3 separate regions of the Mus musculus genome follow, and regions 1 and 2 are each linked to region 3. A link is a loop called in an ENCODE intact Hi-C map of the cell type or tissue named here. Cell type or tissue: left cerebral cortex. All regions are shown on one strand.

Region 1 (8,000 bases), 190 kb after region 3:
GGCTCACACCACTGGCCTATGGGGTAGGAGTCGGGGAGGCACCCAGATCTGAAACTATGGGCTTCAGGGCCTGCCTTGGTGTAGGGCACCCTGGAAGGTTGGCAGAGTGGAGGTTGAAAGGAGTGATGTCTGACAGAAGAGGGTAAGGTAGATGCTGGATCAAGGGACCCCCACTTCGAGTCAATATATATCTAATATTAAGGTCTGAATTTCAACTGACTGATGGCTTCTCAAACCTGAAAATTTATCTCTTAGGGGCTCTCTGCCTGACAGTAGCACCAAAATGCCCTGACCTGAGGGTTGAAATGGGTGGGGTGGGGTGAAGGGAGAGAACCTGCTAGCAGTGGATGAGGTTGTAAGAATCCTGGGATGGGGGAAATAAAATTTCTAGAAATTCTTGTTTTAATGTCAGTTGAACATCCTACGTATAGCGACTGAGTTAACAACCTTGCATTTTCTTTCTTTTTGTGGAGCTAAAAAAGTGCATTTAAAAAAAAATGCTTGTTAGCCAGAAGCTGCAGTGGGAGAAGTGTGTCTGCTGGAAGCTTGAAGTGAGTTTGCACCTGGGCTGACCCAGGTGCAGCTGGAGCCACAGTCCCTCTCAGTATGGTGACTTCCCAAGGATGAGCAGTTTGGTGCGGACCACAAGGCGGCTTTCCGGGGGGGGGGGGGGGGGACGTCCCGGAAGACAGCCCAGACTAGTCATAGACATCTTATCAGTTTTGACTTGAAATTGAAAGAATAATGATGTTTAAATATTTATAACTTTGACATTTACAGTCAGATGTCTTTTAAAAGCAGAGCACCTTCTGCACAGTGGAAGCTCTTTCTGAAAGTTTGGAGCAGTGCTGGCTGAGGAGGGCGGTGGAGAGGACTCTCAGAAGGAGGTTGTTAGAGGTGCTGGGGTGGGGGAGGGGGGCTGTGCATCCAGGAAGTGGGAGGCACACTCATCAGCCCCACACTATCAAGTCCTGAGCAGACTTAAAAAATAATAGGAGTAGGGCAGACTTTAAAAATAATCAGGGATAAGCAGGTCCAGGTCGCACCAGCTCAGAGGCAGCTCAGGTGAACTGTAACCTTGAGCACGTCTTGCTATCATCTCTACCTGCAGCTCCTCAATTTTAGAATATGTGGTATTGCCCGTGAGGCAAGGTCAGGGTGGGAGTAGGGAAGTCGATCTGTGGAGCTGCTCTTAGACCACGTCCCTGTGGAGTTCAGCATCCCCACCTCTGCCTGTGAGGCACGTGGGGCTTCCGGTGACATCCTTGACAGACACCCTTATAACTTCCTAAAATGTTGTGATAAGCTGAGAGGTGTGGGATGCTATGTCTAGAGTCAATTGTGAGAACTAAGCCACACCAATATGATGAAAATTTGCAGGCATGCTACCAGGATAAAATGTAACATAACCAATTCATAAGAGTCAGATATCTAAGTCTCTGACTTGCAGTCTAAAATCTGGGTGCACAAAAAAGTATGAGCATAAGCATTTAGCTTCATGGATACTAAATTTCTCTTGTTGACATACTCATTGTTCTATTTCTACGGAATTTGATTTGCAACCTAGCTTCACCCTATTTTAGCAACCCACCACACACACTTTGGTTTGTAAAAGGTTAAGACAAGATGAGGGACATGTCCCCTCCCTTTCTTTTGGGGACCCATGTTATTATGACTGCAAAACCTTTCCCCCTGTGAAACAGAAATGAGTCTCATAGACTATGAGTTACTGTGACAAGTTCGTCTTTGATCTGCTAGATGAGCCAGTATCTTAGAGAATCATTTGGAAATTTCTTTTTAATTTTACTAAGATTAAATTTGTTAAAATATGGTTACCACCACTTTAAAACTGATCACAGTTTTTAGCAAAATATTTTTCAAGCCTGGACAAGTGACCAAACTTAAAAATGGGGAGGGGGAGAGGAGTGTCTTGAAATATTTTAAGAGTATTTTTTAAAGCTGTTAACTGAACTATTTTTAATTTGGAATTTGCCACAGAATTCTAATAAATGAGAGAAGTCAGGCGGAAATAATCATGTATTAATTCTCTGCATTACAAAATCTTTTCAGAAGCTATTATCAGAGCAAGAGGCATTGCGGTCTGAATTCAGGGTGGGAGAAGGCCTTTGTGCGGCTGAAAGCTATTGTTCCCCTCTACAGATGAAATTGTACTTGCAAATCTGCCATTCAAATAGCCACAAAAAAAAGCTTATATGAGCAGAAGAATCTCCCAAGAAATAATTATTTTTAAGCATAAACTTTAATGAAAACAAGTTATGTGCTGTTTTTAAAAATAGGCTGTTTGTTGAAAAATCTCAGGCATATACATAAGTGAATATACAAAAGATAATAACTTATTTGCTATCTTGAAACACTCCTAAAATAGTTGTTCTAGAAAAAAGCGCTCTGTTTTAAGATGAGGGAAGATTCATGATTTTGATGTTGAAAAGGAGGAGAGAGTTCTTTGAACTCATTTTTAATGTTGCTTGTTAACCACAACAGGGTGGAAGAACCAGCTAAGCTAGCAGAGAAGAGGCCAAATGGATCTATCCAAAGAGGGAACCTGCCCCCTTGCATTTTTCCGATCCACTGGCTGCGTTTTCTTTACATCAGAACTCAAAACTGGGCAGCGGGTACCCTCAGAACACTTCGCAGGCCAATATTTTGGCTTGTTTAGTGCCTGAGGCCTGGAGTGTTCAGGAGTTTTCTAGGGTGATGTCCTGGTATTGGAGAGGGATATTTGGCCGTACTGTCCCAGTCCAGTCCTGAACTAGCCCCAACCCCAAGAATCAACTACCTTCAAGACTGAAATATCTTATTTTAGCTTAACTCGCTCTCATGCCCGTAAAGGCCTTGGCTTTGCCCAGCTTTGCCCAGCTGGTCAATACCGGGTTGTGGAAGGAGTCAAGCGCGGGACTAAGAAGCTGGATGGCGGCAGTCACAAGTCCCCTCCCCCACACGGGGAGGCTGACCCTCACAGGCCTCTGCTTTCTCACCCCGGTTTCCCTGTCCCTTCCCCCTCACTAATTCCCAAGATCTCTGTAGAGGTCGTGGAGATCAGACCATGGCGCAGGACACAAAAGGTCGTGGGTTCCCGGGAGCCTCCAGTATTCACAGCCCCAGAGGGTCCTAGCTGGGACAATGCCACAGCCCAGCCTCCCTGGCCACAAAGCGCGCTCGCAGGAGCCGTAAATGTCCCCAACAAGGCCCGTACCCACCCCAAAATACCAAAAGCACCGCAGCGCTACCGTGGCCGACTAGCACTCCCCAGCTGGGCCACTGTGCACTTTAGGAGTGGAGCATCTAGGCTGGGGGCTGGTGGGCACTAACCCTAACCTCCTTTCTCTGCTTCCTCATATTTGCTTGATTCCTAAAATCTGTCATCCTGGCTTGGTGAAAACCATTTGGACCACTAAGCCCTTTACACCAGATCGGGAAGACTCTCGGTTTCCAGCAGTAACACGCAATGCCTGGTACCTAAGAAAGCCCGAGGTCTGCTGACTTCGATGGACAACTGAAGAACTGAGCAGAAACTGAGTGGGATAGGACCCAGGCAGGCAGAGGCACGGTGAGGCTCGACAGGTGGACTGCAGTACACACCTAGTTCTACCACGTACAGGGCCCTGGCAATCCTTATACTGACCCCTCTTCTTTAAAGCAGTCCAGCCTGGAGCGTCGCGTTGCAACGAAGACGCAAAGGGACTTCGGCTTTAAAAGTCAATGATGCTGATTTGGGGGCTACCCAGATGTCTGGGGGCGCAGCTTCTTTAACCGCAAAACAGGCGGGTTTTAGGAACCAAACCATTAGTCAGAAATGAAATAAATAAGCTCTTGTTCTAACAGCTCTGAGTCAGAAGTTTTTCTGGCGAGTACGCGACCGCCCCACCTGGCGCGCCCGGGGGGTGGGGGTCTCGGATAGATAAGGGTGGGAGAAAGTGTAGGATCCCTCTGGGGCAGGGAGGTAGAAGCTCAAAGGTGATTCTTGGAGAGGCTGGGATTGGGGAGTCAGAGGACTCCTCACTTTCCTGGGCCGCCCCCACCTGCTTCTCTGAACGCTCCGCCCCGGGCCCACTTGGTCCTCTTAACTCGCCGCCAGCTGGGACTATCAAATGGCACAGAAGCACACCCGGGACCCCAGAAAGGAGAGAGTAAAGAGATCTCCAAAATGCTGCCAGAGGAAAACGTCCCCAGACCAGTCCCCTTTATGCTAGCTGCTCATCTTGTCCTTCATCCATCCTCCCTCTTTGCTCATCATACCGTATGTCTCCATCTCCTCTCATCCTCGAGGCCGTTTTCTTCAAGTTCTGAATTTCCCAGAGGCCCAGCCTTATGACAAGCCGAGAGGAGTACTCAAGAGAAGTCCTACAGACCACTATCCCATTATCCCTTGGGGAAGTCTCCTCTGTCTCTCCCTTCTAATCTGTGCGCTCAGAAAGAACTACCATCGTGGGCACTCCGCCTCAGACCCACCTGGAGATAATTCCAAAGGTGGTATTTCCTGTTGGCCGGACCTTTGACATGTGTCCTGTGGCAAGTCAGTTACCCTCTGAACTAGGCAAGACGCCCAGTCCTGTATCTGGGGCCCTCAAGCACACCCTCAACCCTTGGAAGGTTCTGTTCTGCGCCCTGCCAGCACTAAGCTTGGTGATGGCCGGGGGGGTATCTACTCTTGATCCTTTCTGCCCCACCCCACTCTTGTCTCCTCTGCCAGGGCCCACCCGACCGCCCCTCTCAGTGCCACGACAAGGCTGGCCATCCCTGGTTACCTGCAGCAGGGAGGACGCTTGATGCCCAAGAAAGCAGGAGGTGGGGGTGTGCGCCCTGCTAAGCCGCTTCGGGGCTCAGCGGCCGCTGGCGACAGCGCCATCATCGCAACCAACTGCTTCCCTGCATTGAAGCCACTGACGAGAGGGGCCATCCTGCTTCTGACCACAAACTTCTCAGGAGGCGGGTGGAAACAAAGGTGCCGCGCGTCCCAGCGGTGGCGCGCCGTAGCACTCGCTCCGAGCCGAGGGTGCAGGCAGTTCTGCGAGGCCTGCCGGTGCGGCCCGGCGTGCTCCGCCCCAACCCGGCCCCCTGGCTAGGCGCACCGGGTCCTGACGCTGCGTGGGCGGGTGCAGGGCCGGGCTCGGGACGGTCCCCGCAAGGCGGCTGGCCGCGCGCGCAGCTCCAACCGGCGCGGGCGCCGCGCCCCGCCTTATATCCGGCCCCGCGCGCACCCGGCCGGCGACGGCGGCGCGGCTCGCGGCCCAGCCACCGGTTGCTATAGCGATGTCGTTCCCCCCCCCCCCCACATGTTGCTGACAGCAATTGGCTAAGGGGCCGCGGCTCTCCGTACACCCTCATCCGCCCAAGACTATGAATGGACATAAGCTTTGTCAGTCATTGGTACCGCGCCGGAGCCTGGGCCTTTACCGGTTCTTTCTTTCAGTCTTTCTTTCTTTCATTCCCGAGTTGCACTTCTTTCTGGCCAAGTTCAGAGTAGCATTAGGGTGAGGGAATGAAGCCTCAACTAGAAAAGTCGCCCCTCATGGCCCTACTGTGACCTTTGCTTATGGCAGGGGAAGTATTTCCTAGAGACTCTCCAGGAGAAAAAAAAAATTACGGTAAACCGAGCCCGTTCTCGCCTTTCCAAACAGAAGCACATTAATTACCTAAGGGACTCCCCCATCCCCATCCTCCCACCACCACATACTGTACATGAACCCCAGTTTCTAAGACTCAGATGCTCATAGGGAGCAGTCTGTTGAAAGCAGGTGCTAATGAGACTTTGCCACCACTCGGTCCAGGCCAATTGTGGGACTACCAGCCCAATATGTTTGACTGAGGCAGCAGTGAAAAGCATTTCTTTCTTCATCTTTAAGCTCTTGTCATCACCGTAGATGGCCGCCCGACCCCCCGGGGGCCTGTGTGTAGGATACAGGACTACCTTTCCAGTCGCTGGAGCCTACCCAATTACTTGACGTGAGCGCAGACCTGGGGCAGGACTCCAGAGGGTTTATGCTAGCCAAGCGGTCTCTAGAGTCCTCCTCTGGGTTCCGACTCTCTGCATGAGGCTCCCGGACTTTCCCTTCCCACAGTCTTCCTCCCCAACCCTTGTTTGGCCCCGGGCATGGCCACAGGTTGGACACCCTGGTGCGCTGCGCCCCCACAGAGCGGCCAGGAGCCTAAGAGCGAAACCCAACATCTGTGCGTACAATACGCTCTTCAAGACCCACAGCTGCAGGAACAAGGGGAAGAAAGGAAAGTGTGGGGGAGCAGATTTTGTCATACACAGATGACAGTCTGCGGAGGGCTCTTTTTCAGGAAACCCCGACGCATCCCCCCCCCCAATCCCTTCTCCTGCCGCCTTCCCATTGTTCCCGGCACTTGGGACAGCTGGAGACGAAGGCTTGCACGGTCGACACCCCCCCACTCCCACCCTGCTGCCTCACACTGAGAGGCTGCAGAGCCAATTCCTGGACCCTAGAACAAACTCCGCAGCCCCCACTGCAGGCCGGGCCAGGAAAGGCTGGTACCGCCTTGCCTTTTCATCCACCTGGGCGAAGCCCCAGACCTGCCTAATGCAAGAGGCTGGAGCTCCACAGCCTGGAAAGGACCAGGCTCCCAAAAGGAGGGTCCAGTGCTACCAAGTGCTTGCTTAAGCTGGTGCTCTTCCCAAGGACGACTTCCCCTGGTCACCGGCTTAAACTCTTTTGTTTAGCTTTAATTTACAGGGGCTGAAGGAGAGATTCCCCAGAGGCCTGAGACGGTGGCACAACCTGCACCAATCCTGTAGGCCTGAGTGGTTTGGAAGAGGCAGTTGGTAACTTCATGGGAAAGCTGAGTTTGAGGGGTGGCAAAGAGTATAAATTGGGCTTTCCCCAATAGTCTCTTGGGTATGGGATGCCCCTATGCTAGAGGATAGGCCCTGCAGACCCTCCCCCCCCCACACCAACCCTCACTCTCCCATCTCACCAACCCCCACTCACCCCACCCCCTGCTTAAAATCGGTTGCGGCATGGCAACCCGGAGGCGCTCCATCAGGTTTGCTAGAGTGGTCCCTTTCTGTTGCGCCCTCAACAGGCCCAGGACTCTGCAGGGCACGGAGGCCAGTTAGCTAAAGGCCTGTCCTGGCAAAGACCAGGACCGAGGTGTTTTTTCTCAAATCCTATAATCATCCTCAGAGCCCAGCCTACTTGAGTGCCCAGTGCCTTGCGTTCCATTCCCAGGAGGAGCTCTGGCACAGGAGAACATGAGACCTGGAGTCTGAGGAGGGGACCTGCCGCCCTCATCCCCTCTAGCAACCGGGCCTCTCCATAGCAACAGCCTGTGTGTAAGCTTGCCTCCAGCCAACACCACCATCACCACCCACCACTACCTCCTCCTCTTCTTCCTCTTCCTCCTCTTCTCCCTCCTCTTCCCTCGCTTCTCTTTTTCCCCTCTTCTCTGTTCTCCCCCGACTGGACTTGGAAAATGGATCACAGAATACTGGGACCGGGAACACAGATTTCTCTTTATGACAAGAAACTCAGCCTCCCAGGTACTTTAAGTACTCTTAGGGTGAAGGGATCCATCACTCAGCACCAGTGCGAGGGTGTGCCCTGCCCCATGCTCACCCATTTGGTATGCCAGGGTACTTGGCTCTCCTACTGCAGCCACAGCGCCTTAAAGACAACAGGAGTGCAGCAGGGAACACAGGGGTCTGGCAGCCTAGGGCGCGCAGGCACAAGGCGCCCGGAGATCTGGGCGGGGCAGCGGAGTCGGGGGCGCGCGGGCCCTGGTTTATAGGAGCGCGCATAGCCTAGGAGAGTTCGTGGCCCTGTTGTACTCCAGCCCCAGAGCCAGCGTTGCAAACTCAGCGGGAGGCAGTGCACTGAGAGGATCCTAAAGGCCACGAGACGCCTGGCACATCCCAGGATGCGGCTCAGAGCTATCTTTCTGTCAATCTCACTTGCTTTTCTCGCTTTTAGAGGTCCCGAACCACAAGCAAGTGTGGGATACATCCCCTCTGCTTCAAG
Region 2 (8,000 bases), 320 kb after region 3:
AACATTGTCAACCCTGGGCCAGGTAGCCAGTAAGTCATGTCACTGCAGTTGAAATATACATTATGCAATTTTTTTTTTCAAAAAAGCATATGAAATTGTTAGGAAAGAGAGAAGAGCGGGTAGCCACCGTCTGATGCAACTTACTTCATTTTACGTGACTATTTACTTTGATATTGAATAAAAATTGAATTTGTTACTATGGCAACTGCTACATCATATAGTTGCTCTCTGCCTCCGAATCACAGGGGAGCATGAAAGGCCCATGTGAGCTTGGTGCTCTCGGCGGTGGTTCAGGAGAGAAAGGTATTCACTGTAAGTTCATATTTGTGCAAACGGCAAGTACAGTGGGACGAATGTTGGTGCAGTTTTCTTTGCCGTGTAGAGCAGTGGAGGCGGGAGGTGAAGAGCTGTTAGCCTCAGGTTTGTGAAGTCAGAGCTGAATATCTGCTCCCTGAGCCCAGGAATGGACAGGCTGCTGGGAACCTCAACTTCTGTCTAGTCTGCTTACCACTCATGAGGGCTGTGAAGGAGCTGAACACGGAAAAGCGAGATGGGGCCCCAGATATTTAATGCAATTTCATGCAGATTTTCCTTTTCAAACACAAATTAGGAGTCCTGACAAGTCAACAGTCTTTTCTCAGGCCTGTGCACTTTTGCATTTAAGAGGGAAAAAAAATCCGCTTCCTTTGTCAAGAAATGCAGATTAGAATAAAATGAGGTGAATGTGCATGGAATGCCAATGAGGGTCCTGCAGAAGAGAAACAAGAGCACCCTATTCCCTATCCCAAGGGCAGTGTGTGTCCCCAAGGAGTCAGGACATGGCTCCTTCCCTGTCCCCACTGGGAACCCCCAGTGGGGAACAGAAGGGGCTTCTGGTGTCCTGGGGAATGCCTGTGGAACCTGTGGTTTCCCCAGGTTCTCAGAGGGCCTGTGACGCCTAGGGCACAGCACTCTACACTGTGATCATAGCAAGCTTGTTCCCAGATGATCCATGGGCTAACGGGGGTGAGGGAGTGTGCATGAGGCAAGCACACATTCTCATTTCTCTGCAGGGCCTCCTGGCATATGTGATCAGACATGGCAACAAGAACATCTGGAACCCAGACCCCGGCGACCTTCACTCGAATGCCTGCCACATCTGTATTTGCCACTCCACTCACACCTCACCCCCTTCTTATACATGCTTGGACACACGTTGGTTGCTCCCGTGGCTCTTCTGAATACCTACAGGCAGGCTGAGCTACCCATGGTAGAGACGATGGCCACCCAAGGAAAAGCAGCGATTCTATTGCCCAGAAATGACACCTGCACGTTTGGCTTACAGAGTCAAAACAAAATGAACCAAAGGAGCAAGAAGGGCATGGTGGGACTGTTACCACAGTGGCATCGCTGACAGCAGCACAGGACATTGCCGAATCACTGTCACTCAGCCACACCACATTCCATGTGGGAACCACAGCACATACTTCCCAGGGACCATTACTCGAATAGTCACAGGATATAAGTAGCAAGGAGGACTAGGTGAAGGTGATGGACACTAGATTGGAGCCTGGAACCCAGCAAGGCTGGACCACTGTCTCATACATACCCAAGACCCCAGGCTTGCAGAATCCCCTCCTATTTACAGGTTCACTGACAATGCTGATCTCCTCCATGCAACCAGCTGTGTGAAGGGTTTCCCTGAGCTCCTCCCACATCAGGGTGCACAAGCACCCACTTCACCACAGGCCTGTCCTGCCTCTGCCGATGACTCCCAGTGCTTATCATCCTTGACATTTATCTACGTGCAACCTTCACCGAAGGTCAGGGGTGGTTTTCATCGCGTACTGTGCTCTGCCTAGGAACAACACACCCTGTGGGGTGGACACAGATACATGATGGCCAAGGACACCAGTGTCACAGTCTATCAGAGTCAGTGGAGACCCAGGTGACTTTACCATCTCCAGGGCTGCCTGCTCACGTTGGTGTGGATGTGTTGTCACTTAGTACAGTTGTATGCCATCTTTATGTAGATGGTACAGTGTGATACTACTGACTCAGGGCTGCTGCACACACTCCACATAGTAAAAATCTCCTGTTTTTACTGACGCCCTACAATTATATTCATGGATCCAAGGGGAAACCTGCTAGGTGAGTGTTATGTAGGGATTCTCTAGTCCAGTTTGCGGCATCTTGAATCTCTAATGATTTCAAAGGAATAGGCCAAAAGATACTGAAGAACAAACTTACAACCTCCAACCTCACCACAGGATGCCTGGCCTGTGAGCAGCAAAGTGTCTGCATGTGTATGTATTGCTGCCTTAAAGGCACCAATGTGTCTGCACATGTATATATGGTTGTTTTAAAGTCAGCAATATATATACATGCAGCCACCTTACAGGCAGAGTTCTTTCTTTTAGTGATTTCAAGGAAATCACAGAATTCTCCTGATTTATTGCACTACAATCATCACCTTCCTCCAGTTTTATATTTTAAGACTCCCCCTCCTTTCTTCCAACTCTTTCTTCTTTCATAAAGCTTTTTATTCCTCTCATTTCTCTGCTTGGCGAGTGGACTCCTTACATAAATGCTGCAAGTTCAAACTCTAAATCAAAAGATCAGGCTTTATGTTTTTGGCACAGAGGGCCCCGCCGCACAATGGCTCTCCCATTTGATTTGGCCCAAATATTATTTCAGGACCCAAGCTCCTCTTAGCCATCTAGAGCCACTGGACTGGACATGTTTGTTTACTTATTCATTTATTGCATGTGTGAATGTGCATGCATGGACACATGCCACGATACATATATGGAGGTTTGAGGACAGCCTGTGGGAGACAGCTGCCTATCCCACCATGTAGGACCCAGGGACTAAATTCAGATTATCAAGTTTGACAGCAACTGGCTTTATCCACTGAGCCTTCTCAATAGCCCTGGGCTGGGATTTTTGATGAAAGAGGCTTAAAGCTACAACACTTCCATCAACAGAGTATGGTAAGGTGGGATTTGGAGAAAATGAGGCTGCTTCCCCATATCACTTCCTCACACCTCGTGCTTTTTCTTTGCAACCATGGATCCCCTACACAGGGTCTCAGCCAGGGTGTGCTTTAGGAGAGCCCCAGTAGTTTGTGGGGCAGAAGCACCCCAAGAACTCTTGGGGTTTCCAATGGACATGGAAGATGGACTTATTTGAAAGCATACAGTCCCTTCCTTTGAACAAAATTCTTCCTTAAGCTCTGAGTAGCAGGAGCATCAGAGGCACAGGGATGGTTACAGGGGTTTGGATGTCTGTGAAGAACAGTTATTGAGCTTGCACAGGCAAACCTCCTTGACTCTTAGAAGAGGTCTGGAAACTTTTTGGAGAGGTTCCTGAGAACCCACATCTGGTCTCAGCCACTCCACTGAGTGGGAAGCCTCTCTCCAGCAGGAGGAGCTCAGTTCCACCAGAGTAGCTCTTGCCCCTTCCCCCACAAGCACTGCTCTTGGACTCCTCCCTGCTGTGGTCTTTAAGGCCACCATGGTGATGCTGGGCCAGATAGTCTGTTCTGTCTGCCTTCAAGGTTGGGCAGATAAGCTTCAAGGCTGTTTATGGCTAGCATCAGAACTAGAAGCAGCCCCACTCCATAATGAGGGGGACCCATGCCTGGTGGAAAACTTTCTAGGCTGGTTTCTCAGCACATTCTGAGCTTTTCTTCAGGGCTATTATAATTGTCCTCTGGAGGAAACACAGCTTCATTAATGTGACTAAAATGTGAAAAGTTTTCAAGGTGTCAGAAATTAGATTTCGAAATACATCAAAATACCACCCATCTATTCGGGATGCGTGTGTGCACCACAATCTCCTCATTTCCTGTAAATTTTGTTTTGAGATATTTCTATTTGGCTTAAAAGGTTCTAATTCTGCTATCTGTCATCACACGTGTGAATTACAAGTGCCTGGAGCAGATCTGTAAATGCTGCTAGATTTCTAGCAATCACACTCTGCTTTACATTCCAGAGTCAGGAATCAAAAGAATTCGAAATACGCTAAAAGAAAAAAAAAAAAAAAAAGAAAGAAAGAAAAGAAAGAAAAAAATTCATCAAGACCAGGCTTACTGGATGAGAGAGTTAAAATTAGGAAAAAGATATGATTAGGTTTCTAAAAATTTTCTCAGCTTGAATCCTTTCCTCCCATTTTGCTACTGTAAATGTTCTCTGCCTGTCAGAGCAGCTTCCAGCCTAGAGCTGGCAAGGGATATGCCAAGGAAACATGTGGAGAGCTGGGCTCAAGGCCACGGCAGTGATACCAGCCAACGCTAAAGGTTCAAGAGGCACCAGCTTTCAAAGTGGCTGCTGGTTGAAGCAAGGGATTATAAAATAGATATTTGGGATAAGGGGCTATCTCCAGGAAGCACCGTGGCAGCAGGCTGAGCTCTTCTGAGGGCTGCTGGCTTGAATCTCAGGAGCAAAGGTGACTAGCATGGCAGAACGGTGAGGCTGAGGTCAATGGGGAGTCTCCTCCTGCTAACTCTGTCCAGACATTTTATATCTGCTATCGAAGAAAACCTGCACAAGCTCTTCCAAGGTAGACTGACCTATGCTACAGTAGAGGATACAGAACCATGAGGTAGACTGTTTACCATGAGGTAGACTGAGGTAGAGACACTAACTACCTGTAGAGCAGCATAGAACATGGAGCCACAAGGTAAGAAGAAAGACTACTCTAAAGGCATCACTGCAGAATGGAAACAGATATTTATGGTGAACACACAGGCAACCAGAGAGAAAGCCTAGATTCCTTGGTAGAAGGAAAGTGCTGGAGGCCAGAGCCTGTAAGGTGGGGTCATAAGGAGGATGAGAACACAGCTTTCCAACCTCTCCACCCCAGAACAAGCAGCTGTGTTCTGAACAGGCCACTGCAGAGCCAATCCTCAGGCTCAGGGTAGGGTATGAGAGTGTGGGTCTTATGAAAGAAGCCAAGAAAAGCTTGGAAAATGCTTGAGAACCAGGTCTATCTTAAGCAATGGGGTTGGCCCACTGTGCATCCTGACTGCCCTGGAGCAGCCGGAGGCCACACTGCAATAAGGGATGAGGTATTCAGCAACCAAACGCATGAATCACACCGTGGCCTCCCGTGTGAAGTGGGGTCTTATGCACCTGCTGCCTGTTCCTGAGTGGCTTACACACTCAACTCACGGTGTCTACATTTTCTGAAACTGGGCCATACCAATGAGTGCTGCCTGAATGTGGGTTGCTCTCAATGGCTGGATGCCACCATTTCTCCCCAAAGAAGAAACTGAACTGGAAATAGCCCCCAGCACATAAACTTGTCCTCAGCTAGAGGCAGGCAGTAACATCTAAGTGCCCACTGTCCAGTCTCCACACCACACTGTTCTCTCTGACATGGCCACTGTCCCTCATTTAGATATAGGAGATCTGAAGCCCCAAGACATTTGGCTTCTTCCTTCCTTCCACTTCACTGGCTGTTAAAGAAACAGTAAATAATCAGAGTGTCTTCAGCTGTCACCTGCTCTGCTCATCCAGCATAGCCTCAAGAACACACAGAGAAGAGTGACATTTGTCAGGCTCTTAGAATGTCCTTTGAGAAGTTTCTATCAGTTATAGACTCTCTCACTCTGCTGTCAATAACTAAGGCGCCCCCAGGCACTCAAGCCCTCTTAAGAGCTTCCAGGAAGTCCAGGTCTCTGAGAACAGCCACCAATTAAACAGCTACTGGCTCCAGAAGCCAAAGACCTGGTTGCAGAATCAGAGCCTCTGCAAAGCAGCTTTGAGTCTCTAAGTGGTTCCGTAAGGACAAGCCAATGTATATAGCGGGGAACACTTACAAACAAGCACTCCTTAATACTTAATTAACTTTAATGGCAAGTGCTGTGAAATCTGAATTTCAGACACAAGAGCATAGATTGGCTTTGGTCCACGCTGACTTGTGAGTGGCTACATGCAGCTCCCAGGAGGAACCTCAGTCACTGTTACATGTGCACTTCATTACACTGTCAGTTGGCCAAGAGAGCAGCCACCAGCAGGCACAGAGAAGACATAGTGTCTGGTTGCAGCGAGGCAATGGCTGGACACCAAAGAGTCTGACAGCATCAAGTCACTTCAAGGACAGATTCATAGCTCTGCACCTTTGTTTAAACACACATGTCTAAGTAACAAAGACACCAAATTCCCAAGGAAAGAGTGATTTCCAGGAACTAACTCATTTTCAATAATTTAAGTCCTATACATCATCATCTTTCCTGGAGTTTCCTGTTTGGTTTGTGATAGATTTTTCTTGGGGAGATACAAAACTATGATTTCAAAGGCATAACATAAGTAGTCACATTTGCCTACACCATTAGTCAGCATCTATAAACACTGGGAGGACCGATCTCCTACCAGCTGAGCCAACAAGACGCTACGTGGATTAGCCACACAATGAGCCAAACCTATGCTCTTGAATTTCACCAGCCAGCCAGCACTGAGACACCTGGTGGGCGTGAGGGCATCCATCTCTTATAAGGATACTCCTCAACCTACTCACCGGCCTGATTCCACTTTGAAGGATTGTCAGTCCAGTTGCCTTCTCCAGCTGGTCTTTGTTGTCAGCTGTGAGAAGAAAAAGAAAAATCAAAAGAACGTCAGCATAGAGAAGGGTGGGATATCGGAGAGTGTTCTCTACTGATGAATTCTCTCAAACAACTGTTTGAGCCGTCTGACTTCATGGAGATGCTATGTTGAGCAACAGGGGGGACATGGACATGGAGAACCCCATGTCCCACTCAGTATCTGGTCTGCCTCAGCAAAGCACCTCTCTATACTTTCTACGCCATCTTAGAAGGCATGCCATGCTAGGCAATCTCTGGTCCTTGAGGATTTGATGGGAAATTGTATGTAAACACACTCTGCAAACTTGAAGTTCTTATTTTAAAATGGTGTAATGTTACATGTATGTCTATGCATATACCCATTGGGAAATAATGTTTTGTTACTAGCACCCCATGCACTTGGAAAAAGCTGCCTGTCTGTTTACATCACAGGATCCAGGCCTTACTTCACTCCCTTTTAATCCACGTCCCCATCAGAAACATCAAAACATGATAGTTTTGTTTCAATAAAAGCCCACCTTTATCTGCTCCCGACTTCACATGAGGAAGACTTTCAGAGAACAAATTCTATTTGATATGATGCCAGGAGGAATGAGCTCGGGGAAACAATTAGCAGATGTAAATGAAGTCTTAGCCGTTGCAATGCCAGGGCAGCAGACACAGCTGCCCCCGCTTCCCAGAGAGGAAGTATGTCACGAGGCAATTGACCCTGGCTTATGATTTAGTAGAAATATTCTTTTGGATAAATCTCCTGTCATTTTGGAAATAAAAACCAGAAGAAAAGAAAACCTAGAATTTTACTGAAAGACCCATGAATGGAGAGAGCACTGCAATTGCTGTTAATACAGAATGAGATAACAAGAAAGGATCAGCTGTGATTACCTGCATGGATCTTGGCTAATGGAATTATGTCTTTGAGAGATGTACAAACAATATCCCATTATAGCCTACCTGCCTTCTCTACCTCTAGGGACTGTCTTATAGAAAAAAAATTCTCCCTTTAACAAATGGACATTCGTTTTTACACGTAGGCAATCCTGGCTGTGCAGAAAGAGTGAGGTGGACATAAAGAAATCCAGGGTAGGGATGGGGAACTTTAGGATCCCTTCAGGTGGTGGCATGATGTGGGGCAAGTGACCACACAGGTTTAAAACTTGGATGGCAAGAGCCTGTTCCTTGAGGTATAAAATGATGGGTTTGCAAATCTCTTGTAATGCCTGGTGGCTATGTGGAGTGGGTTAACAGCAACTCTAAGTAGGCTGACCAAGGACCTAAAGATGGAATTCGTAAACACTCCAGTTCTTGCTAGAGAACAAAGATTTCAGAGTTAGAGATTATATAGAAAGCAGTCAGCCAATACATGACTAAGCTGAATAATCTAGCCCAGGGCCAGCCAGATCTTCCTAGAAGGCAGGTGATTATCTTAGGCCTGGTG
Region 3 (8,000 bases):
GATAAAACAGCCAGTGGAAAAGGCATCCTAAAACCAGGTCACATGGCAAAGATAAGGAGGCAGTCCTTAAGCAATTGGAACATAAAGAGAATCCACCCAAACAAGATACAGAGAGAGAGAGAGAGAGAGAGAGAGAGAGAGAGAGAGAGAGAGAGAGAGACAGAGAGAGAGAGAGGCAGAGAGGCAGAGAGACAGAAACAGACACAGAGAGAAACAGAGAGAGAGACAGAGACAGAGAGATAGAGACAAACAGGAAGACAGAGACAGAGACAGAGACAGAGACAGAGACAGACACAGACACAGACACAGACACAGACACAGACACAGACACAGACACAGACCAACACACAGAGACTCTCAGAGGTACTCATGAGGCTGGAGTTGGGCAGGAAGCTCATGGGAAAGGATGGGGATGGCTTGCCCCTCCACTACTCAAGGCTGCTGCATGCTTCTTGCAAGCAGGTTCCAGAGACACAACCCAGACAAGGAATCACTAGCTTTGTGCCAGAAAGCTGTACCAAGCCAGCCAATGAACAGTTCCACAGGAACGGTTTTTATGACTTTATTTACTATTGTGTGTGCTGGGGGTGGGTGAGAAGATTACTTTTGTGAGTTGGTTCTCTCCTTCTACTGTGGGTTCAAGGAATTGAACTCATGACTTTGGGCTCATAGAGCAAGTGACCTCTGTACCCTGCTGAGAACCATCTTGCTGGACCATGAGCAGTTTAAGTATCCATTGTCCCTAGTTGTCTTTGTATAGTTATAGTTTCTGTATCTCATTCTAAAAGAAGGGTGTCGGAGTTATCTCTGCCAGGGTGACCTTGACAGGTGGCTTGGCTGTGGGCTGTGCCCCTGCCGCTTTGTGGTTTCCATCTTAGGGAAACACACATCATGGTGTACAGGATTATGCATCACTTTAAAAACAGCAGGTCTATTTTGACTCTCGCTATAGACTTTTCATCAAACCAGGCAGACAGCAGGCACTGAGCGGATCTGTGGTGTTAGTGACTTCTGAGCAACCAGGGGCTGGTTAGTGGGGATTTCAGAGGAGGTGTCAGCAAAGGAAATATTGCAGATGTGGCCACCTGTCCACTCTTCAAGGCAAAGTGTCACCACATCCACATGAGGAGCCATTGGGTCATTTTAATACAAGGTCACAGTTCACCCTGCTCTCTCACTTTGCTGATGTCCCTGATTACGCAGCAGCAGCAGCAGCCAGCAGCCGCCGCCACAGGGGTCAGTAGTGGTCACAGCAGTGTTTGTGCACTGAGCCTGGGATGCTTTGAAGAGACCACATGAATTCTGTAGAATATGAGTGGATCTAAATAGACCTGTTTCTGAAGATGGCTTTTCCACTTGACCTCAGGGAAACCATCATTTCAAACAGAAAAAAAAAATCCCACTAGAGTTTCAGCTGAGATAGTTTTGAGGATGTTGATGGGAGGAATCTCTCCTACACTGGTCTGGTCTGAGCATTGTGCTGCTCAGAACCCCTCTTGGCTTTAGGGGTACAGCGGGAGGAGGGATTGCAGGGTATCACAGTTTTCCATTTGCACTGGGAGCTTTCCAGGGCACTGATAACCTTCAATCCAGCAGTTTGGCATAGCTCCAGGGTATATCCTAAGACACTTTCATCTTCGTGTGGCTGTGAAGGCAGCACAAAGGCGGGATGGTGTTCACTCAGGATCTGGGCAGACACAGAGAAAATCATGAACTCTTCTTTCTAGATCAGTGCCGCATCCCCAGAGCCCCAGCAGCCAGCATGCTACTCTGGAGGGCGTGTGCTGTGAAGAAAATGAAGGAATGCAAAGCGAGGTGGCATTCTCTTCACCTGGCAGAGATACTGTCACCAGAAGTGTGCCTGTAGTTGTCATATGTCAGCGGACCACCCTCAAGCTAAAGGCAAGAGTGATGTGTGTGATGTTTGAGAGCTCTATGCTGGTCTCAGTGGCTTGGAGTCCACTGTTGCATTGTGAGTAGTCATACTTTCTAGAGAACAATGTAGGTGACTAAATGCTGTACATCTAACCATGGCTCCATCAAAAAGTTGGGGACTGCGTGGCAACTGCTGTGACAAGGACCCTTTTTAAAGGCTAATAAAATAAAATAAAATGAGGCCTTCAAAAGCAAGGTTTGGGAGCCAGAGAGAGCTTAGCTTAGCTGTTAAGAGCACTAGCTCTTATTTCAGAAGACCCTGGCTTGAGTCCAGACATAGGTGTGGCAAGGCTCACATTCTCTACTGACCAAGCACTGACAGCTTTGAGGGTTCCTGTAACCCCAGAGGTGTCCCTCATGTGGCTTCTCAGGTTTCAGTGGCTCTGGTGGTGGCTTTCACACAGCTCATGGCTGTCAGTTGCTCTGATAATGTCTTCCATATATACCATCAATGGTGTTTCCCACATCACTTTGGAAGTTTCCAGTGGCTCTTCCAGCATCCTTGACTGTGCCGAATATAGAAGAAACACATTCTCCTCATAGAGCCACAGATCCCAAGATCAAGTGGTCAGAGTTCAGGGGATTTTCCATTTGATAGCAAGGGGGTCAAACAGCAGGTATGTCTAGAGCGCACCGCAAGTCTCATTCCAGATGGTGACTCTTCAGATGAAACAAGTGAGGACCGAGGGCGCCGTTTCCACTATGTTCACTCTAGTGCCACGGACTCCCTCACACTAGCTGTCAGGCACTCCTCGAATTATGCAGTTCTTGTAACAATTGACAGTGATGTGGTCTTTTAGTGACCCCCGTCTGTATACCGATGGGCGCCAGGCAGTGTGGCAGCTGGCAGGGCTCTTTCCAAACGCTACTTACTAGCTTCTTACCTTCTTAGCTAGAGTTTATGCAACTCAAATTCATATGCTTTCCCTCAGTCTCCCACCCACGCCTTTCCCAGTTTTCTCAAACCCACCTCCACTCTCAGCCTCCATCTTCCTTTATAACCCGGTGAACTTTGCCAGCCCTCCTGAGGAGCAAGAAGCCGCGCACCTCTCCCCTTCCTCTCCTCCCCCTGGTGGGCGGAGCAGCTCTGCTTCAGCTCCTGTTGCTATGACTCTGTTGCTAGGATCAGGCTGTCTCCATCCCCGGCAGGAAACATGTAATGAATTATGGATGGCTGATTCTCTCGGAGAGACCTGATCTGTAATGCAGATGAGCTCAAAGCACCCCCTTTTCTTCTGGTTTCTTAAGAAAAAAAAATCAGTTTTAAATCTGACGGAGCGCTGTCCAAGCCCCAGTTGCCCCTGGCAGTGGCTTCTGCTGAGATGGGTGCTGATTTTCATGCAAAGGGCCTGGGCCAAGCTCTGCTATTTGTGCTGAGGGCCTTGCAGGATTTTCTCTGGTCCTGTGACCCTGTGGGGCATGCTCGCTTTTCTCTCTCTTTTTGTGCTGAGAGGAGAAATGGAATATAAACACTAACATGACATTTTATACAAACACTAGACATGACATTTTCTAAGTGCATGGCCTCCTCCTGTGGGCACAGTGCAAGCACTGAAGGCCAGGTCTCAGGTTCATCCATTCTCTCTCTCTCTCTCTCTCTCTCTCTCTCTCTCTCTCTCTCCCTCATTTATAGCTCTCCCCGCACTCCCCCCCCCAACCCGGTTCCAGCCATCTTTGTGCACAGAAGCCCGCAACAGCGAGGGCAAGAGAGGGCCTGCATTGCAGGGTCACTGTCAGCATAGTGGCTTTGATGCTACCCCACTGCCCTGAGGTCACGGGTCAGAGGACAGAAGCTCTGTCCCCTACCCTTTCTCTTTCCAGCATCCAGAGTGTATGTCCATGAGCGTGGATGTCAGGAGGAAGTCTCAATGCCTATTGATCATTCCATGTGCCCTGTGGAGCAGCTCTGGGCTCCAGGATGGGTAGCAGTGTTGCTGTGGTACAGCTTGCTCAGAACTATTGGCAGGATTTTTGCATCGTGAAGAGGCAGCCAACACAATTTGGGAACGTCTTTGGTTTGCTCTGGAGAGATGTTCAGAGGGTAAAATGCACACAGGCGCTGGGTGTGGGATGTGAGACTGTACCTCCAGTACTGGAGTAGGAACTGGTATATCCCAGGGGCTCACTGGCCAGCCAGTCTACGAAAACAGTGACCTCTGGGATCAGTGAGAGACCATGTCTCAAAAAATAAGTTACTGGGGAAGGCAGGAGAGCCAACATCTGGGTTCCATATGTGCACATACATGCTTCCCACACCTGAGCGGATGGGGGAGAACATCAAAGCTAAAAGAGAGCTGGAGAGATGGCTCAGCAGGCAGGAGCACTGGCTGCTCTTGCAGAGGGCCTGCTTTCAATGCCCAGTAGCTGCCAACTGTCTTTAACTCCAGTTCTAGGGGATCTTCTGACCTCCGCAAGCACCAGGCACTCACAGGTGGTGCACAGACATACACGCAGGCAAAACACCAGAACACATAAAAATAAATGATTTATTTACTTAACAAACAAACTTAAAAAAAAGCCTTTTCCAGTTATCCATGTGACCAGAAATTAAATATCCAGACTGTATAAATCATTTTTAAAATTAAAACCAAACTCTCTTCCCCTTATCCAGTCAATAAGCAGGTGATTGAATTGAATAGACACTTCTCAAAATAAAAAAATATAAGTGGCTAATAAGTATACAAAAAAAAAAAAAAAACCAACCCACAAATGCTCACAGAATCAGTATCCATCAGGGTAATACAAACCAAGTGAACACAGAGATTACATCTCCTGTCTATCAGAACGGTCATTGCCATAACAACAGGACAGGATTGCACCCTTATCCACAGCTAATAAGAATGTAAAACAAGGGCTGGTGAGATGGCTCAGTGGGTAAGAGCACCCGACTGCTCTTCCGAAGGTCCGAAGTTCAAATCCCAGCAACCACATGGTGGCTCACAACCACCCGTAATGAGATCTGATGCCCTCTTCTGGTGTGTCTGAAGACAGCTATAGTGTACTTACATATAATAAATAAATAAATCTTTTAAAAAAAATGTAAAACAAAAACCCAAACTTCATACGATCCAGCTGTACCATTCATGAAAATATATACCAAAGGAACGTCTATCACAGATTGGAGATACCTGCCTAGCCATGCTCACACAGCCAAGTCATGGGCTCAGTCTAGCTCCCCATCATCAGATGAGTGGATGACGGAGGTATGGTACTGGGGCTGGGGAGATGGCTCAGTTGGTAAATGTCAGCCATGCAAGCATCAGGACCTGCTTATAGATCCCAGCACCTACATAAGAGCTGTGTGTGGGAGAGTATGTCTATAAACCCAGAGCAGGGGTGGAATGGAAGCAGGAGCATCTCTAAAGCTCCCTGGCCTGGCAGCTTAGCAGAATCAATGAGCTGCAGGGAGGGTTGGTGAGAGACTCTTTCCAAAAAGGATAGAGAATGTTTGAGGAAGACACTCAGATTTGACCTCTGACCTTTGCGTGCAGCCATACCCACCCATACATTTGCACATGCATATGGAAATGAAAATGCCTTATGATGTTACACTCAACAGAAACGGTTATACTGTTTGCAAGAAAATGGGTGGAACTGGAGATTATCTTGCTAAGCGGGGAGCCAGACTTTGACAAAAATCACATTTTTATCTCACATATGAAATCTGGATTTTACACACACACACACACACACACACACACACTCACACACACACAGAGAATCACCATGAAGCTAGAAGGGGGACCATTTAGGTAGAGGAAGGGCATAGCAGAAGTGAGGGCACAATAGTGTGCCCTGTCAAAGAGTGGGAAGTACTTGCACAATGATGTCACGCAGAAAAAGGCAATGTTATTTTGAAATCTATTCTTTGTACAGCGAGTTTACACTAGTAAAGAAAAGAACCTCACGTAGACTGAGCACAGGGAGATTTGGGACCCTCAGGAGACTGAAGACAGCCTCTTCTGCAGCCCACCCCACTGCAGCCACCAACTCAGAACAAGGAGCCACTGATACAGCATCTAGCGCACATATCACTCCCAGTCGATGTTGCTTCTGTAATTCAGACTCTTGACCAGAGACCAGGAGATTCAGGCACAGGCAGGCTCTGCCTTAGGAGGGAGGTAAGTGAGACTCACTGGCTTGGAGACCCGCAGAGGTTGAAAAACAACAAGCCAATTTGCTGAAAAGGTGCCGGGCCAGCACAGGCAGAGATGGGGTGTACTGGTTACTGCCTGCCTCACAGCAGGCCTTCTCAGCGCCCTATGCTCACAGCCATCAGGAGGAGGAAGGGGAGAGAAAGAACTTTTTTTCAGAGGCCGAGTCTTCATGCTAGGATGACGAAAAAGCACTTGAGGTGAGAATTACATTTGTTGCCCCCATCTGGGAGTGTTTATTGAACAGCAGCCGGGTCAGTGCACGGAGTCAGAGACACGAGGTCTCAAGTAATGGATTAGTGGGGCAAATCTCACAGTTTCCTTCAGAATAGCATACATTTGTTTGATTCAGTCTCTCTCTCTCTCTCTCTCTCTCTCTCTTTCTTTCTTTCTTCATTCATTTGTCTTTCTTCTTTTTTGTCAGCGATATGGAGGTTTTGTGAGTATTGGGCCCCATAATGGGCAGCCATAATTGCCTTCTAATGTGAAAAATAGCAAAACAGACAGGGAAATGCCCCAGGGCCTGGGCTTCTCTCTTGAGTCTGGGTCCAGAGAGCTTATCAGTCAGATGACAAGGACCAAGTCCCTGGTACCCAAAGCATGGTGCTGCAGGGGAGTGGAGCTGCAGGGGGGTGGAGATGCAGAGTGGTTCCCCTTTCCTGGCTGAGCAATTGAGCCAGCGTTCTCCATTCTTCTGGTATGTACACTCACTCAGCTTTCCTATGTGTGATGGGGATTGTGCGGTGGAGGACTCACCTGGGAGTGGGCAGCTCACATGGCAGCAGATAGACAGGGTGATAGTTTGAGGTGTTAGATTATCGTGAATGTGTTCAATTCGGGAACACCTAACACCAACAGGGCCTGTAGGAAAATGATATATTTTTTCAAAAGATTTTTTTTTTGCTTTATAGTTTCTTTTCATAAAAACATTGAAGAAAACACACAAATAGACGCCCCCAGGACCTGCCTCAGCCCCTCTTTGAGGGCAAAGAAACTTGAGTACAGTGGAGATGTTGTTACATGCACTCCTCCTGGCAAGATAAATAAAGCACCATGCAAGAGGGCGGTCCTGTTATCAAAACACAGCCCTGCCGACCAGATCTGCGTGATTATTCAGGCATTATTAATGGTTGTGTGTGTGACCACTCTGGGCAGGAGAGAAACTGCTGAGAGGAGGGTGGAGAGAGCTATGGGCACATCTAGTCTTGACGCAGGGAGGGAGCTCAGAAGGTTACTGAGGGGTGGGTGAACGTGGCTGTACTGGCCAGTGCTTGTGTGTATGGCCAAGTTGGCCATGAGTAGAGAGCTTCTGCAGACATTAGAGGAGCTGGACTGGCTGCTCCATCATTTGCATGTTGGGCCACAGGACAGGCGTTTATGAAGGTGAACATCAAGCGAACACTTGGCTATTTTGCTGTGCAATGTTCTTCTGGGATCTCTGAGCTGGTCGACTCCTAGTGGGGTGTGGGAAGCTGATGGGTTGTTTTTGTTGTTGTTGTTGTTGGGTTTTTGTTTTTGTTTTTGTTTTTTTTTTTAGTTTTTGTTTGTTTGAGACAGAATCTTACCTTATAGCCCATGCTATCCTGGAACTTGCCTCAGCCTGCTGGCACCACAGGTGTGCCTCTTTATATCCAATAGGTGGACTGTAATCCATACTTTGAGTTACTTTCTTGGGTTCTTTTACCTACCATCTTTCTCCACCCCAATCCCTTCCAATCTCCCAACACTAGTAGGAAAGCAAGAAGTTTAGAGGGAAAAGGGGATCCATCTCATTAGACTTCTTCCTGCTGATTAGGGGTGTTGAGTTTCTCAGGATATCCAAGCCTCTTTGCTCATCACCACCTGACTAACAGCAGCAACAGGGGAGCAGGGAGCAGCAGCCTCTGCCTTTCTCAGAGCTCTGACATATTT

The links. A loop is a pair of places that touch in the nucleus more often than their neighbours do. Peaks named below come from ENCODE experiments on the same cell type or tissue, not always from the same donor. Only the 100,000 strongest peaks of a DNase experiment are listed, where the experiment ranks them.
Region 1: it touches region 3 in a loop (2.8-fold over the local background); 3 of 42 quality-filtered maps call a loop at or near these places.
Region 2: it touches region 3 in a loop (3-fold over the local background); 20 of 42 quality-filtered maps call a loop at or near these places.

The regions. Positions count from the first base shown.
Region 1 is chr12:117,151,065-117,159,064 of GRCm38, reverse strand. The region is part of intron 12 of Ptprn2 (protein tyrosine phosphatase, receptor type, N polypeptide 2); the gene reads right to left. It overlaps Gm10421 (predicted gene 10421), which reads left to right and starts at 7,796. Exons shown (of 3, transcript NR_033538.1): 1 at 7,796-8,000. In left cerebral cortex, CTCF peaks have their summits at 4,944 and 6,530; DNase peaks (open chromatin) are centred at 4,129, 5,233, 6,117 and 7,348; H3K4me3 peaks cover 4,132 bases; H3K27ac peaks cover 3,320 bases.
Region 2 is chr12:117,021,370-117,029,369 of GRCm38, reverse strand. It overlaps Ptprn2 (protein tyrosine phosphatase, receptor type, N polypeptide 2), which reads right to left. Exons shown (of 23, transcript NM_011215.2): 12 at 6,502-6,566. Among named protein-coding and RNA genes, the nearest start is that of Gm10421, 130 kb to the left of the region's middle. In left cerebral cortex, a CTCF peak has its summit at 3,399 (motif pointing right); DNase peaks (open chromatin) are centred at 5,175, 5,761, 5,865, 6,415 and 3 more places; H3K27ac peaks cover 900 bases.
Region 3 is chr12:117,340,543-117,348,542 of GRCm38, reverse strand. No RefSeq gene overlaps it. Among named protein-coding and RNA genes, the nearest start is that of Gm5441, 7.5 kb to the right of the region's middle. In left cerebral cortex, a CTCF peak has its summit at 3,003 (motif pointing left); DNase peaks (open chromatin) are centred at 1,763, 3,061, 3,961 and 5,235; H3K4me3 peaks cover 694 bases; H3K27ac peaks cover 3,186 bases.